Linked DNA regions of Homo sapiens: regions 1 and 3 are each linked to region 2. The links are chromatin contacts, found by Hi-C or POLR2A ChIA-PET in ENCODE. All regions are on one chromosome and are shown on one strand. Each heading gives the region's core, a stretch centred on a gene start or an enhancer-like site at or near the end of the contact. The rest is flanking DNA. Distances are from core to core; before and after follow the strand shown. Region 1 holds the start of NUDC (nuclear distribution C, dynein complex regulator). Region 2 holds the start of RSRP1 (arginine and serine rich protein 1). Region 3 holds the start of CD52 (CD52 molecule).

The links. Hi-C counts contacts between places; a loop is a spot of excess contacts on that map. ChIA-PET counts read pairs that join two places held with the same protein, here RNA polymerase II (POLR2A). Pooled maps may share reads with other maps.
Region 1: a loop to region 2 is called in a map of naive thymus-derived CD4-positive, alpha-beta T cell, with 13 times the contacts of the local background. The contact joins the promoter of NUDC here to the promoter of RSRP1 in region 2. A Hi-C loop is called at or near these places in 2 of 168 maps with a recorded cell type or tissue (CD8-positive, alpha-beta T cell and naive thymus-derived CD4-positive, alpha-beta T cell) and 5 of 50 pooled maps. POLR2A ChIA-PET finds 5 or more read pairs at or near these places in 1 of 52 experiments (Panc1).
Region 3: a pooled map shows a loop between it and region 2 (4-fold over the local background). The contact joins the promoter of CD52 here to the promoter of RSRP1 in region 2. A Hi-C loop is called at or near these places in 4 of 50 pooled maps. POLR2A ChIA-PET finds 5 or more read pairs at or near these places in 3 of 52 experiments (CD4-positive, alpha-beta T cell, GM10248 and GM12878).

Annotation. Positions count from the first base shown.
Region 1 is chr1:26,920,169-26,924,760 of GRCh38, reverse strand. NUDC (nuclear distribution C, dynein complex regulator) reads right to left here and starts at 3,018. Exons shown (of 9, transcript NM_006600.4): 1 at 2,832-3,018; 2 at 595-672. The coding sequence starts at 2,912. RefSeq lists enhancers at 2,210-2,751, 2,872-2,991 and a silencer at 3,122-3,271.
Region 2 is chr1:25,245,829-25,250,179 of GRCh38, reverse strand. It overlaps RSRP1 (arginine and serine rich protein 1), which reads left to right and starts at 2,726. Exons shown (of 5, transcript NM_020317.5): 1 at 2,726-2,871; 2 at 3,151-3,736. The coding sequence starts at 3,217. RefSeq lists enhancers at 2,486-3,210, 3,211-3,935.
Region 3 is chr1:26,316,582-26,320,878 of GRCh38, reverse strand. It overlaps CD52 (CD52 molecule), which reads right to left and starts at 2,921. Exons shown (of 2, transcript NM_001803.3): 1 at 2,808-2,921; 2 at 356-708. The coding sequence starts at 2,861. The coding sequence ends at 577. It also overlaps a transcript of UBXN11 not described here. RefSeq lists enhancers at 1,915-2,014, 1,156-2,141, 2,515-2,664, 2,795-2,864 and a silencer at 2,939-3,131.

The sequences.
Region 1 (4,592 bases), core at 1,769-4,268, 1.7 Mb before region 2:
GCCAATATGATGAAACCTCGTCTCTATCAAAATACAAAAATTAGCCAGGTGTGGTGGCGGGCGCCTGTAATCCCACTTACTCAGGAGGCTGAGGCAGGAGAATTGCTTGAACCCAGGAGGCGAAAGTTGCAGTGAGCCGACATTGCGCCACTGCGCTTCAGCTTGGGTGACAAAGCAAGACTCTGTCTCAGAAAATAAATAAATAAATAAAACCTCCTCATTGGAAAAGGAACTGAGAGGCACTGTGTCGGGGCAGAGGACAGGTTTACAACAGACTGGTTTCAACCCTGGTTCTCCCACAGCTCAGCTCAAGACTTTGGATAAGGTGCAAAATTCTCTTGAGCCAATTTCCTCAATGGGGATAGTTAACACCTGCCCCTCTTGTAGAACTGCAAAAGTCATGGGAAATAAGGTAGATAGAGGGCTGAGCAAGGAGTGGAGCTTGAAGAAATGACAGCTTCCTTCCCTTCCCCAATTCCTCACCTTTGGCATTTCGCTTCTGCTGAAAGTTACTATTATGCCAAAGAAAGGCCAGGTGAGCTTTTCTTCTGAAGAGACAGAGCCGCCCAAAGGACAGTGGTTTCCAACACTTACCTTCTCTGCCATCCCTTCTTCTCCTCCAATGAAAAAGTCTGTTTTGCGTCGAAGGAAGCTGAAGAAGGTGTTCACAAGCTGAAAGAGGGGGAGAAGATTAAAGTAGTAGAGCTGCATTTGGGAGCCCTTCAACTGCACACAAGTCAACTTGTTTTGTCTAGGAGGGAACTTGGGACTTGACTATTTTTCCTCTGAGCTTCCCAACTGAGGAGATTATCTCCCCAGCAGGTTCTCTTAGTCACTTCCACCATGAAGCAGATTTCTCATATCCTGTGTGTGTGTGCGCCTTTCACTTTCCTTGTGATGCTAGAAGCAGCCTAAGCGTATGGAACACTCCTCTGCATCCAGGGCATGAAAAGCCTGGGCCCAGCTTTCCTCTCCAGAAAGTAAAAAGCCCATCAAGACACTGGCTCACACCTATAATCCCAGTACTTCAGGAGGCTCAGGTGGGCGGGTCACTTGAGGTCAGGAGTTCAAGACCAGCCTGGCCAACATGGTGAAACCCCGTCTCTACTAAAAACACAAAAATTAGCTAGATTACAGGTGGTGGGCACCTGTAATCCCAGCTACTTGGGAGGCTGAGGCAGAGAATCACTTGAACCCGGGAAGCAGAGGTTGCAGTGAGCCAAGATCGTGCCACCGCACTCCAGCCTGGGTGAGAGACTCTTGTCTAAACAAAAAAAAAGACACTGGCTAAGTTACCGGGTCAAAGCAAGAAGGAGGAGAGCAAATGAAGCCACTTCAAAGGAGGATAAGATGGATTAATTCTGGCTGGAGTACAAGTGTAGCCAACGGTTTGAGTATCAGATGGACATATATTACCTTTTGACTTTGCAGAAGTTTCTTAACTCTGTACAACAGGAATAAGATGCAGTACCTATTTCTAGGGACCTGGTGAGGATCATGAGGTCAAGGAGGTGAGGCCTTTAGCAATGTATGGCACAGAGCAAGAGACCCACTGGCAGAGGGTAAACACCTTACAAATAGGAACCATGAACCATGGCTTAGTCTGTCTGCCACCTGCAATGCTGGGCACCAGATATGGCTAAAGGTACATAATCAGTAAAATTCTTGCTGAATGAAACAATCTAGTGGTGACTCAAGGTCAGCACACACAAACCCTTTATTTGCCCAAGAGTGGGTCTAAATCTGATTAAATCTGATGCTAGAACATATCTCAATGGTTTCCGTTCTTGCTTCTAGACAGTTTTTCAATTTGCTCAAAAATGAACTCGCTCCCAAATCCAGTTTTGTGCGAACAGTTTAGAGGAATGGAGACAGGAAGGCTTTTCACACTTGCAAATGAGAAACACTCTCCCCACCACAAAGGGCTTAGAAGTCCTTGGTCACCAGACACCTAGGTTACATAGGAATAGAAAGTTCAATGGAAACCTACCTCCAGTAAGACACAATCAGCCATGGACTCTGGGAAGCACACTGACCTGTCTAGGTGAGAACCATGTTGCATGATCTAGGCAAATCCTTGCCACTTCTCTGGCTCTGAGAATGAGAGTTCTGATCCTGACAGACTTTTCTACCGTTAACTTTGTGTTTGTTCCAAAAAAACCAACTCCAGAATCTGTAACAGTTGGCCCTTATTGTCGAGTGTGGGACACACATCAATCACACGACAAATACTTGTTGAATGAAAAAGCCTTATTACTGAGAACTTACGGTTCTTAACTACTCTCTGGAAACCGGTATTCGCAGCTGTCTCACAGATAAGGAAACTCAGGCTTGGAGAGATGTAAAGGTTCCAAGTTGGTAGGTGGTGGAAACTAATCGTGAACACAGGCCTCCTATTCCCCCATTCAAGGCCTAACAAGACCACGTGCTAACATCAGCCCGCTCCCCTACCACACACATTCGACGGCTCGCCCCAAGCCTTGGTGGATCCAAATCACGATATTTGCGACGGTTCTTACTAAGGGATGCTCCTTGGAAGCCGCCATCAAAGTGGAAACGGGGGTGGGGGCATATGTGAAACTAAAGGGGGATCCTAAGCTCAGGGATGCGATAATTTGCTACTACTGAGGGGCGCCGGGGGCCCGGGACTGATGCGAACCGGGTGAGACCTGCTGGCGGGTGGCCAGGCCGGAAGCTGGGCGCAGTGAGAATGTAGGGGCATCCCAGAAGCCCGCGAGCCGCTGGGGTGGGTCTCAGCCCTCGAAGGCAGAGAAGGGCGGAAGGAGCGTGGCCAAGGCCGCCGGGTGGGCCGACGCCGCGCGGGCCGTTACCTCCTGCACGCCGCCCTCGTGCTGCTGAGCCATGGCCAGCAACATGCCGTCGAACCGCTCCTCCTCCTGCTCTCCGCCCATCGCGCCGGCTCCGATCCACGTCCCGGAGCTCTGCACTCTAGTCCCGCGCTCTCTACGCTCCTGCGGGTCGCGCCGGGCCCAACGACTCTAGTCGTCCGCCTTCCGCAGCGGAGCCGGAAACACGCACGCGCGCGGCTGCCCAGGCCCGCCTCCACCTCCTCTCTTCCCGCCTTCCTCCCGGTTTGCGGCCATTGACCGTGCGGCAAGCAACCCGCTTCGCCGACCATTGGTCGACATTCGGAGCCAATCAACAAGCGCGTCCACGAAGCGGTAGGCGGAGCCGTGGGCCCGAGAGTTTGGCATGAGTTGCTATGGTCACCCGATGCCGTGGAGACTTCTAGAAAGCCCTGGACTCAAATCTGGCAGGGTTGGAAGTTAAAAAGGGACAAGTTTTGCCCCTCTCCCTTGCTAGCGACCCCCCCAGCTTGTAGAGCAGTGAAGCTGAAAGTAGCCTTACTCATCTCTTCCAATCCTAGAAGGGACTTACCACAGGACAGCCTCCTCCTCATCGACCTCACTGCGTACTTGACTAGGGCCAGCTTCATGGGAGTACAAATTGCAGTCGCACAGCACCCAGGCTTAGAAAGGCTCCACGCTTGATTTCATGGCCTTCTGTTATAGTCTTGAAATTCTTAATAATTTTGGAATAAGGAGACCCACATTTTCATTTTGCACTGGGCCCAGGAAATTATGACAGGTGCTGAAATTGACCTTCACTTCTGTTAATGCGGGGACAGGACCCAGCCATCCAAGCTAATCCCTCCACTTGTGCAATGAATCTCATCATCTTAGTCTTTTCAGGAACTCTATCCCTGTTAATTATCCCTTTTTTTAGCTTATGCATCACAAATATCTTTCTTCTTCCCTTCAATTTACAAACACGCTTTAATATCTTTTTGTTTGTTTTTAGAGATGGGGTTCTTGCATTGTCACCCAAGCTGGAGTGCAGTGGCACCATCTTGGCTTACGGCAGCCTTGAACTCCTGGACTCAAGCCATCTTCCCCACTTCAGCCTCCAGAGTAGCTGGGACTACAGGCTCACATCACCACGCCCTGCTGTTTTTTTTTTTTTGTTTTTTGTTTTTTGTTTTTTGGTAGAGATGGAGTCTGTGTTGCCCAGGCTAAGTCTCAAACCCTGGTCTCAAGCACTCCTCCTGCCTCAGCCTCTCAAAGTGCTGGGATTACAGGTGTGAGCCACCATGCCCAGCCCTGTTTTTATATTATTATTCCATGGCCCCACTTTCTTCTGCTGCTACCTCTCCAATTTTCAGCTCTCATTTGCAGCAAACTTGTTTGCTTGTTTTTCTACTCCCTCACCTCCCATCTCTCTACAGTATATTCTAGTCTATCTATTCTTCTTTTTTTTTTTAGACCAAGTCTCACTCTGTTGCCCAGGCTGGAGTGCAGTGACACGATCTCAGCTCACTGCAACCTCTGCCTCCCAGGTTTAAGTGATTCTCAGCCTCCCAAGTAGCTGGGATTACAGGCACCACTACGCCTAACTAATTTTTTTTTGTATTTTTAGTAGAGGGGTTTTCACCATGTTGGCCAGGCTCGTTTCAAACTCCTGACCTCAAGTGATCCACCTGCCTCGGCCTCGCAACGCGCTAGGATTACAGGCATGAGCCACTGCGCCCGGCCTGTTCTAGTCTATTTTTTAAAGGCTCTGATATGGTTACA
Region 2 (4,351 bases), core at 1,477-3,976:
CTGTTTATTTTTTGTAACTGCTTCTATAACCAATTAACTTTTTTAACTTTTTGCCTATTCTGCTTCTGTAAAACTGCTTCAGTTAAACCCCCCTCCCCTATTTAGACCTTAGTATAAAAGAAAATCTAGCCCCTTCTTCAGGGCCGAGAGAATTTTGAGCGCTAGCTGTCTCCCGGTTGCCGGCTAATAAAGGACTCCACAATTTGTCTCCAAGTGTGGCGTTTCTCTATCTCGCTTGGTTACAACATTGTCACATTCTTAGATGGGAAGATTTGCTATTGTAAAGATGTTATTTCTGCCTACATTAGCCTACAAATTCGGTGCTAGATGTTCTAATAACTAAAGTTGAATTTTTTTCATTAGGTGAGTGGATAGATGCTCAGAGAATATATACTGTTTAGAGAAATAAAGGAAGGTGACTTTGCAGACTTTAACTCAGGTAGACCGCGTATGTTTTTGAGACAAATACACCAGCATTCTGCACGAGGGCAAAGTAATGTTTCCCACTGTTTCCAAAATCCTGTTAATATCCAGGATTTGCTGGGCACAGTGGCTCACGCCTGTAATCCCAGCACTTTGGGAGGCCGAGGCAGGCAGATCACTTGAGGTCAGGAGTTCAAGACCAGCCTGGCCAACATGGTGAAAACCCATCTCTACTAAAAATACAAAAAAAATTAGCTGGGCATGATGGTGCACGTCTGTAAACCCAGATGCTCGGGAGACTGAGGCACAAGAATTGTGTGAACCCAGTACGCAGAGGTTGCAGTGAGCCCAAGATCACACCACTGCATTCCAGCCTGGGCGCCAAAGCGAGACTGTCTTAAAAAAAAAAAATTAGGATTTTTCTGGTCACCATTTTTTAGGCACACATTGACTGATACTTTGAACTGTCTACGGAGACTTGTTCCATCCTTTCCTATTCATAACCAAGAGCTCAAAACTGTATCGTAAGTATACTTTAGTTCCCCAACACATCATTTTTATACTTGTCAAATGTGAAACTCGTGTTGTTATTATTATTATTTGTTTCCAGACGGAGTTTTGCTCCTGTTGCCCAGGTTGGGTTGCAGTGTTGCAATCTCAGCTCACTGCAACCTCCGCCTCTCAGGTTCAAGCAATTCTCCTGCCTCAGCCTCCCGAGTAGCTGGGATTACAGGCGCCCGCCACCATGTCAAGCTAATTTTTGCATTTTTAGTAGAGATGGGGTTTTGCCATGTTGGCCAGGCTGATCTCGAACTCCTGATCTTAGGTGATCTTCCCGCTTCGGCCTCCCAAAGTGCTGGAATTACAAGCGTGAGCCACCGCGACTGGCCTCGTGTTATTTTTCTGTCCACTCACACAGCTTTATGAGAACTTTCGGCAAAGGTTTCTGATGGATGGGCATTGTATCTTCACTGTCTTGAGATTTAGAGAAGAAACTGTTTAAGAACTACTTCCATCATGATGCATCCTCAGGAGATGTGGATGAACTGCGGAGATGTGGGGTGAAGATGAACAAGAGATGAGTGAGTTTGTGTCTCCCTCTAAAGAAAGTGGCTTTTGTCAAAATGTACTTGTAAAGAAGTGTATAGGCTGGGCAAAGTGGCTCACGCCTGTAATCCCAAAACTTCAGGAGGCTGAGGCGGAAGAATCGCTTGAGCCCAGGAGTTGGAGACCAGCCTGGGCAACACAGTTAGATCCCGTGGGTAAAAAAGTGCAAAAATTAGCATGGTGGTGCATGCCTGTAGTTCCAGCTCTTCGGGAGCCTGGGCTGCAGTGAGCCGTGATGGCCCCACCACACTCCAGCCTGGGCGAGTGAGACCCTGTCTCAAAAAAAAAAAAAAAAAAAAAGGCAATTAACCCACAATTTTCAAGGCAATTGTTATGCTTTATTACAAGAAGTGTTTGAAATGCATCCCATTTGTAGATCCCTAGAAGTAAAATAGTCACCTTTGTTTACACTCACACCAAACACAGTTTTTGGAAGAGATATCGCAGACTTCATTATTATCCCCAGATTAAAGGTCAGTTTTGAGTCTTTTTATTTTGTCTCGACCTTATTACCTTCCTAGCCAAAACATGGAAGTAAAACATCTTTTCTACGTTAATACTGCATTTCCAGGGGTCTTGGGGTGTTCCGGGGGAGGGTGAGGTCCCCTCTCTGTCATGGCGGGGTGTGGACGCGGTCGCCTTCTCCTGGCGCCGCGGTACCTAGGACAGGAGGAAGAGGCCAGGAAGGGTCCAGGGAGGCTCAGGCCGGGTCTGCGACTTGCCGGTGGGTGGCGGCAACGACCCTGTGGGCACCAGCCCGTCAGACGGCCCCAGCTCCGAGCCCGGCTGCGAGCCCTCTCCAGCCTGCAGCCGCTCCTCTCCCGGCCCTACTCCCCGCCCGGCACTGACGTCCAGCCCCGCCCGTGCAGTGAGGCCAGAGCCTGGTGTAGCCCCACGCGGGGCCGTTCCATCTTCGAAGTTTTCTGGTGACTGGGTCGGTCCCGCAATTATCTCAGATCAGGGGGGAAGCCAAGGGCAACGGGACACCCTGATGTATCAAACACCTCCCCCTGGAGCCCCATCGCGCATGCGCACCCTGGAGGCAAGCGCTCGAGGCACAGGGCGCGGCTTGGGGAGGGAGGAGGCAGGGCGGTGGTTGGGCAAGAGAAGAGCCGCGCCCACCACGGAACATCTCTGCGCATGCGCCGGGGGCCAGCTTCTGGTACTTTTGACGCGTCTGCTAACGTAGTCCCTCAGTGCGCATCCGGACGTAGGAGGTGGAGGTTGTGGAATTCGCCGTTCGAAAGCAGGGACTAAAAGCCCCACTTCGTCTTACGTTCCGAAAGGAAGGCGTCTGTTGAGCCTTTCTCTCAGTCGTGAGGGAGGCGTCGACGGCGTGCGGTAAGTTTTCTGCTGACGGGGTCTCTCAGGACCACCGCAGTGGTCTCTCAGGAGTGAGGGACGGGAAACGTGCCGGGCCCCGCGTTTGGGGAACGCAGCGTTTCGCTTCAAGGCCGCGGCCTCAGGGCGCCGAGCGGGGTTTCTAGGGCTCGGTTCCTGTCGCGGCGGTCGCCGCCCGCGCCGTGGCTCCGCCTCCCGGAGGTTCCCCGACTGTGGCTTCCGGGTGGCCAGGCGCCGGCTTCCGCGACTCGACTTGTTTTTTCTCTCTTGGTTTTTTAGGAAGTCCTGAGTTGAGGCTTGCGGGATCCTTTCCGGAGAAAGCGCAGGCTAAAGCCGCAGGTGAAGATGTCCAACTACGTGAACGACATGTGGCCGGGCTCGCCGCAGGAGAAGGATTCGCCCTCGACCTCGCGGTCGGGCGGGTCCAGCCGGCTGTCGTCGCGGTCTAGGAGCCGCTCTTTTTCCAGAAGCTCTCGGTCCCATTCCCGCGTCTCGAGCCGGTTTTCGTCCAGGAGTCGGAGGAGCAAGTCCAGGTCCCGTTCCCGAAGGCGCCACCAGCGGAAGTACAGGCGCTACTCGCGGTCATACTCGCGGAGCCGGTCGCGATCCCGCAGCCGCCGTTACCGAGAGAGGCGCTACGGGTTCACCAGGAGATACTACCGGTCTCCTTCGCGGTACCGGTCCCGGTCCCGTAGCAGGTCGCGCTCTCGGGGAAGGTCGTACTGCGGAAGGGCGTACGCGATCGCGCGGGGACAGCGCTACTACGGCTTTGGTCGCACAGTGTACCCGGAGGAGCACAGCAGATGGAGGGACAGATCCAGGACGAGGTCGCGGAGCAGAACCCCCTTTCGCTTAAGTGAAAAAGGTGGGTGGGTCATTTACCTTTCCATTTGTGGTAATGTATGGTGGCAGTATATGAGTAGGCTAGGGAACCAACGTTGCTGTGTAGTTTCAATATTAGTTCCTTTAGTGCCCGAAATCTTTTTGGAGGAAAGAGGGAGGACATTACCTGTATTTAAGTGGACAGCATTCTCTTTAGGGTTAAAGGTCAACTGGATGTTAAATGGCTCAGGATGTAGGGAACTTTTTTTCCTATTGGCTGACTGTTCTTAGTGGGTGGAGCCTTTTAAATGTTATGATTAAGTTAAAGGTTCTAAGTTAACGTGATTGGGAAGAACAATATCAAAACACGCCTTCTTTTAGTTGACATTATTACTGAATAAAATTGGATTGTCGAGTATCCTAAGTGACCTAGGAGGCCGGGCGCGGCGGCTCACCTCTGTAATCCCAGCACTTGGGGAGGCGGAGGCGGAGGCGGGTGGGTCACTTGAGGCCAGGCGTTCCATACCAGCCTGGCCAACATAGCTCACTATCTAGTAAAAGTACAAAAATTAGCCGGGGGTGGTGGTAGAAATACACTTTAGTAGTGTATCAGTATTGGTTCAGTGGTTGTGATAATTATATAAAGAATCTACAGCAG
Region 3 (4,297 bases), core at 1,672-4,171, 1.1 Mb before region 2:
CTGGGGATTTCCCTGGATCTGTCATTCTGAAGACACCCAGGTAGTGGGGTAGGGGCTCTCTGAGCCTGGGATGTCCAGGGTGGTGGCATCTCTAGTACCATCATTCCCAAACACCCAGGGATGGATGAAGCAAACGCAACTGCAGGGTTGGTGAGGCTGCCAGGTTCTGGGCCTTGTCCCTGCAATGTGCTTCTAAGGGGAAGGGCCCTCAGCATTGGAATTTAGGTGGGGAAGCTGGGGGCTGCTCCCTGGTGCCAATTTCCCTGCTGATGGGGACATGGGAAACTCCCTGGTGCTGCTGCACAGCTGGCTCTTGGGGCGTAGGGATGTCCAGTAACCACAAGCAGGACCCCACTGCAAGTACAAGGGTAACTTTATTGACCCCCAGCTGGGCACTGCTTGGCCCCTACATCATTACCCCCCTATTTTGGCTGTTGCCCCCATGGCACTGCCTGTCAACTTCTACAACCTGGTGATGTCTGGCATCAACCCCTCCCAAAGATGGAGGGGATTCTCTTGCGAGTGATGGTGGCAGCTGTTTCAGGGGGCACAGGGCTAAGGCTGAGACGTGTCACCTCAACTGAAGCAGAAGAGGTGGATTATGGCATTGGCCACGAAGAAAAGGAAAATGCCTCCGCTTATGTTGCTGGATGCTGAGGGGCTGCTGGTTTGGCTGGTGTCGTTTTGTCCTGAGAGTCCAGTTTGTATCTGTAGGAGGAGAAGTGGGATAAGATCAGGGGACTTTTTTTTTTTTTTTTAGAGGTGGAGTCTCACTCTGTCACCCAGGCTGGACTGCAGTGATGCGATCTCGGCTCACTGCATCCTCCACCTCCCGGGTTCAAGTGATTCTCCTGCCTCAGCCTCCTGAGTAGCTGGGACTATAGGCACGTGCCACCACGCCCGGCTAATTTTTCTATTTTTAGTAGAGACGGGGTTTCACCATGTTGGTCAGGCTGGTCTCGAACTCCTGACCTGGTGATCCACCCGCCTCGGCCTCCCAAAGTACTGGGATTACAGGTGTGAGCCATCGTACCCAGCCCTCAGGGGACTTTTGAATAGCGTGTTTGTTATTTAAAGATGCAGTCCCCTTTCTACCCTCCCCGCCCTCCATCCGCCCACCTCCATAAAACAGTCCTCAGTTCTGCCCCATGTGACCACTACTTCTTCCACAAGGTCCTGTCAGGATGTTTGACTGCTTCCTGCTTTGACACAGGCAGGGACAGAGGTGATCACTGCCCCTGTCCACCCCCTTTCACAGAAACTTTCTGTTTTTTTGAGATAGAGTTTCGCTCTTTTGCCCAGGCTGGAGTGAAGTGGCATGATCTCGGGTCACTGCAACCTCCACCCCTCAACCTCCCGAGTAGCTGGGATTATAGGCAGCCGCTATCACGCCCAGCTAATTTTTTTTTTTTTTCCGAGACAGAGTCTTGCTCTGTCGCCCGCCCAGGCTGGAGTGCAGTGGCGTGATCTCGGCTCACTGCAAGCTTCACCCCCAGGTTCACGCCATTCTCCTGCCTCAGCCTCCCGAGTAGCTGGGACTACAGGCGCCCGCCACCACGCCACGCCCGGCTAATTTCTTTTTGTATTTATGGTAGAGACGAGGTTTCAATGTGTTAGCCAGGATGGTCTCGATCTCCTGACCTCATGATCCACCCGCCTCAGCCTCCCAAAGTGCTGGGATTACAGACGCGAGCCAGCGCGCCCGGCTCGCCCAGCTAATTTTTGTATTTTTAGTAGAGACGGGATTTTGTCATGTTGGCCAGGCTGGTCTTGAACTCCTGACCTCAGGTGATCCGCCTGCCTCGGCCTCCCAAAGTGCTGGGATTATAGGCGTGAGCCACCGTGCCCGGTCACAGAACCTTTCTTTTCACCTTTCCCCAGCGACCAGCCCTTCTGGCATAGAGGGAGACAGGGGAGCCCTGGCCCTTGACCTTCCTAGCCTGGCAAAGGGCTTAGCTTCCCTGAGCCTCAGTTTCATCTTCTGAGTGGGGAGAAGTTCATCACAGTTGTGAAGGTCACATGAGCCAGGGCTGAGTGAGAAAGCACTTGGCAAAGCGTGGGTGGCTGGATGTGGGGTGGGGAAGTGGCCAGATGGTGATCGAGCTGTCCTTAATGCTTGATGGAGCTGCAACTAGAACTGTTCTTGATGGAGATTAAGCTGGTTTTGATGGTGATCAAGCTGTTCTTGATCAAGAACTTGATGGCTCCGGTCTGCTGTACTGACTCCCCTCTGGGCACCTGGGATGCTACCAAAGCTGCCTCCTGGAATAGCAGTCGCTTTTGAGACTCCAGTTGTTTCTGAAATGGGAGAGTCCTGTCTTCTTTGCATTCCTGAACATCCAGGCTTCTCTCTGGCAGGGGAGTGGGGGTTAGAGTGTCCCCTGTCACCTCCATAACCACAGCAGGCTCCACTTGGACATCTCCTGGCCTCTCCCCAAAGGACCATCTCCCCAGACTCCCTGTGGGCCGATGCCTTCCTCACTCAGGGTTGTCTTCCCAAGTCTCTTAGTTCTCTATTATTCCACAACACCCCTTGGGTGCCCCAACGCGCCTAGCACCCTGTAAGTGCTCCCCAGCTGTGGATACAGGTTTCTCTCAGGGCAGCCCGCAAGCAGTGCAGCCCCAGCCAGAAGAGCTGGAAGGCTGGGCGGCCAGGCCCGCTGTGTCCCCAGTTTTCCTGTTGGAGTCCATCTGCTGTGCTCTCAGGAGAGAAGGCTGGGTCTCTGGGAGCTCACATCCTGTATGCCCTCCCTCCATGCCAAGCAACTTTGGGGAGTCCTGGCAGTGGTGCCAGGCGTTGCTCTTACCTGTACCATAACCAGGAGGCTGATGGTGAGTAGGAGGAAGAGGAAGCGCTTCATTTTGGTAGGATCTTCGTGGCTGTCTTGGTAGCAGCTTTTTAGGTGATCTCAGGGCTGTCTGGAGGCTTCTTTTGGTTTAGCTGCTTTTGAACCAGGAGGCAGAGGAGGCGGGGTGAGGTAGGGAGAGGAAGGAGGGCTTACAAGGTGGAGGAGGGGTGTGGCTTCCTTTCTGCAGATCTGGGGGTGGATAATACCAGGCTCTAGGTTCTAAGGCCCTGGCTGGGGGAGCAGGCTAGATCGTACAAGATAGGAGAGAGGTCAATCCAGAGGCAACGGTGGGAGTAAGTAGGGCCCAAGGCCTGGAATCATGCATCCTGCAGGCTGAATCCTGGTTTAATCACTGACCAGCTCTGAGACCCTGGGCCAGAAACTCTACCTCTCTGACCCTTTAACAAAAGAACTGCCGGATTACATGTAATAATAACCAATTTAAAAAGAGCCAGAACATAGCAGATATTCCGTAAATGAGTTTGTTGTTTAAAGAAGATTGGGGCAGGGTATAGGAGCTGAAGGAGAAGGGCTGGGATAGATTTATGTTTCAAGGGAAGGTTGTAGATGGGCTGCAGGTTCTGAATGAAAGCTTGGGAAATGTTTAGATTGTGGAAGGGTTGGTGGATTTCTGTGAAGGTGCTGGAGGTGAGGAATCGGGAAGCCTGGTTTCAGTTGGGCTTTCCCTCTCTAGGCCTCAGTTCCTCATTTCAAGGAACTGGGAAGACTGAAATAGATTATTTCTGAAGTTTGTTAAAACCTAGTGTTTTGTTTTGTTGTTGTTGGTTTTTTTGTTTTTTTTTTTAAACAGAGTTTTGCTCTGTGCACTGGCATGATCTCGGCTTACTGCAACCTCCACCTCCTGGGTTCAAGCAATTATCCTGCCTTGGCCTCCCGCATAGCTGGGACTACAGGTGTGTGCCACCATGCCTGGCTAATTTTTTGTATTTTTTTTTTTTTTTTAGCGGAGACTGGGTTTCACCATGTTGGCTAGGCTAGTCTCGAATGCCTGATCTCAAGTGATCCGCCTGCCTCGGCCTCCCAAAGTGCTGGGATTACAGGCATGAGCCACCGCGCCCAGCCAAGACCTAGAATTTTGTGATTTTGGTAGAGAAAGTAGCAAGCAGATGGGTTGTTTGTATTAGCTGAGGATGAATGGGAGGGGAGCGAGGGAAGGGACAAGTGGGTGACTAAGCTACAGTGGAAGGGGACTGGGGTGAGAGAGTGGCTGTGAGGGCCCAGGGAGGGGTGGGGGGATGAGAGGAATCCCACAGCTGCCTGGATAGTGCTCCATGCTTTATGCATTCCCTCACTTGATACCCTCTGTGGTGCCCTGCAGCAGGTGTTATGTTTATCCCCATTTGACTGGTGAAAAAACTGAGGCTTAGATGTTAAGTGACTTGCTAAGGTCGTAAATGGTGGAGCCAGTCTCATTTGACCTTGAATCC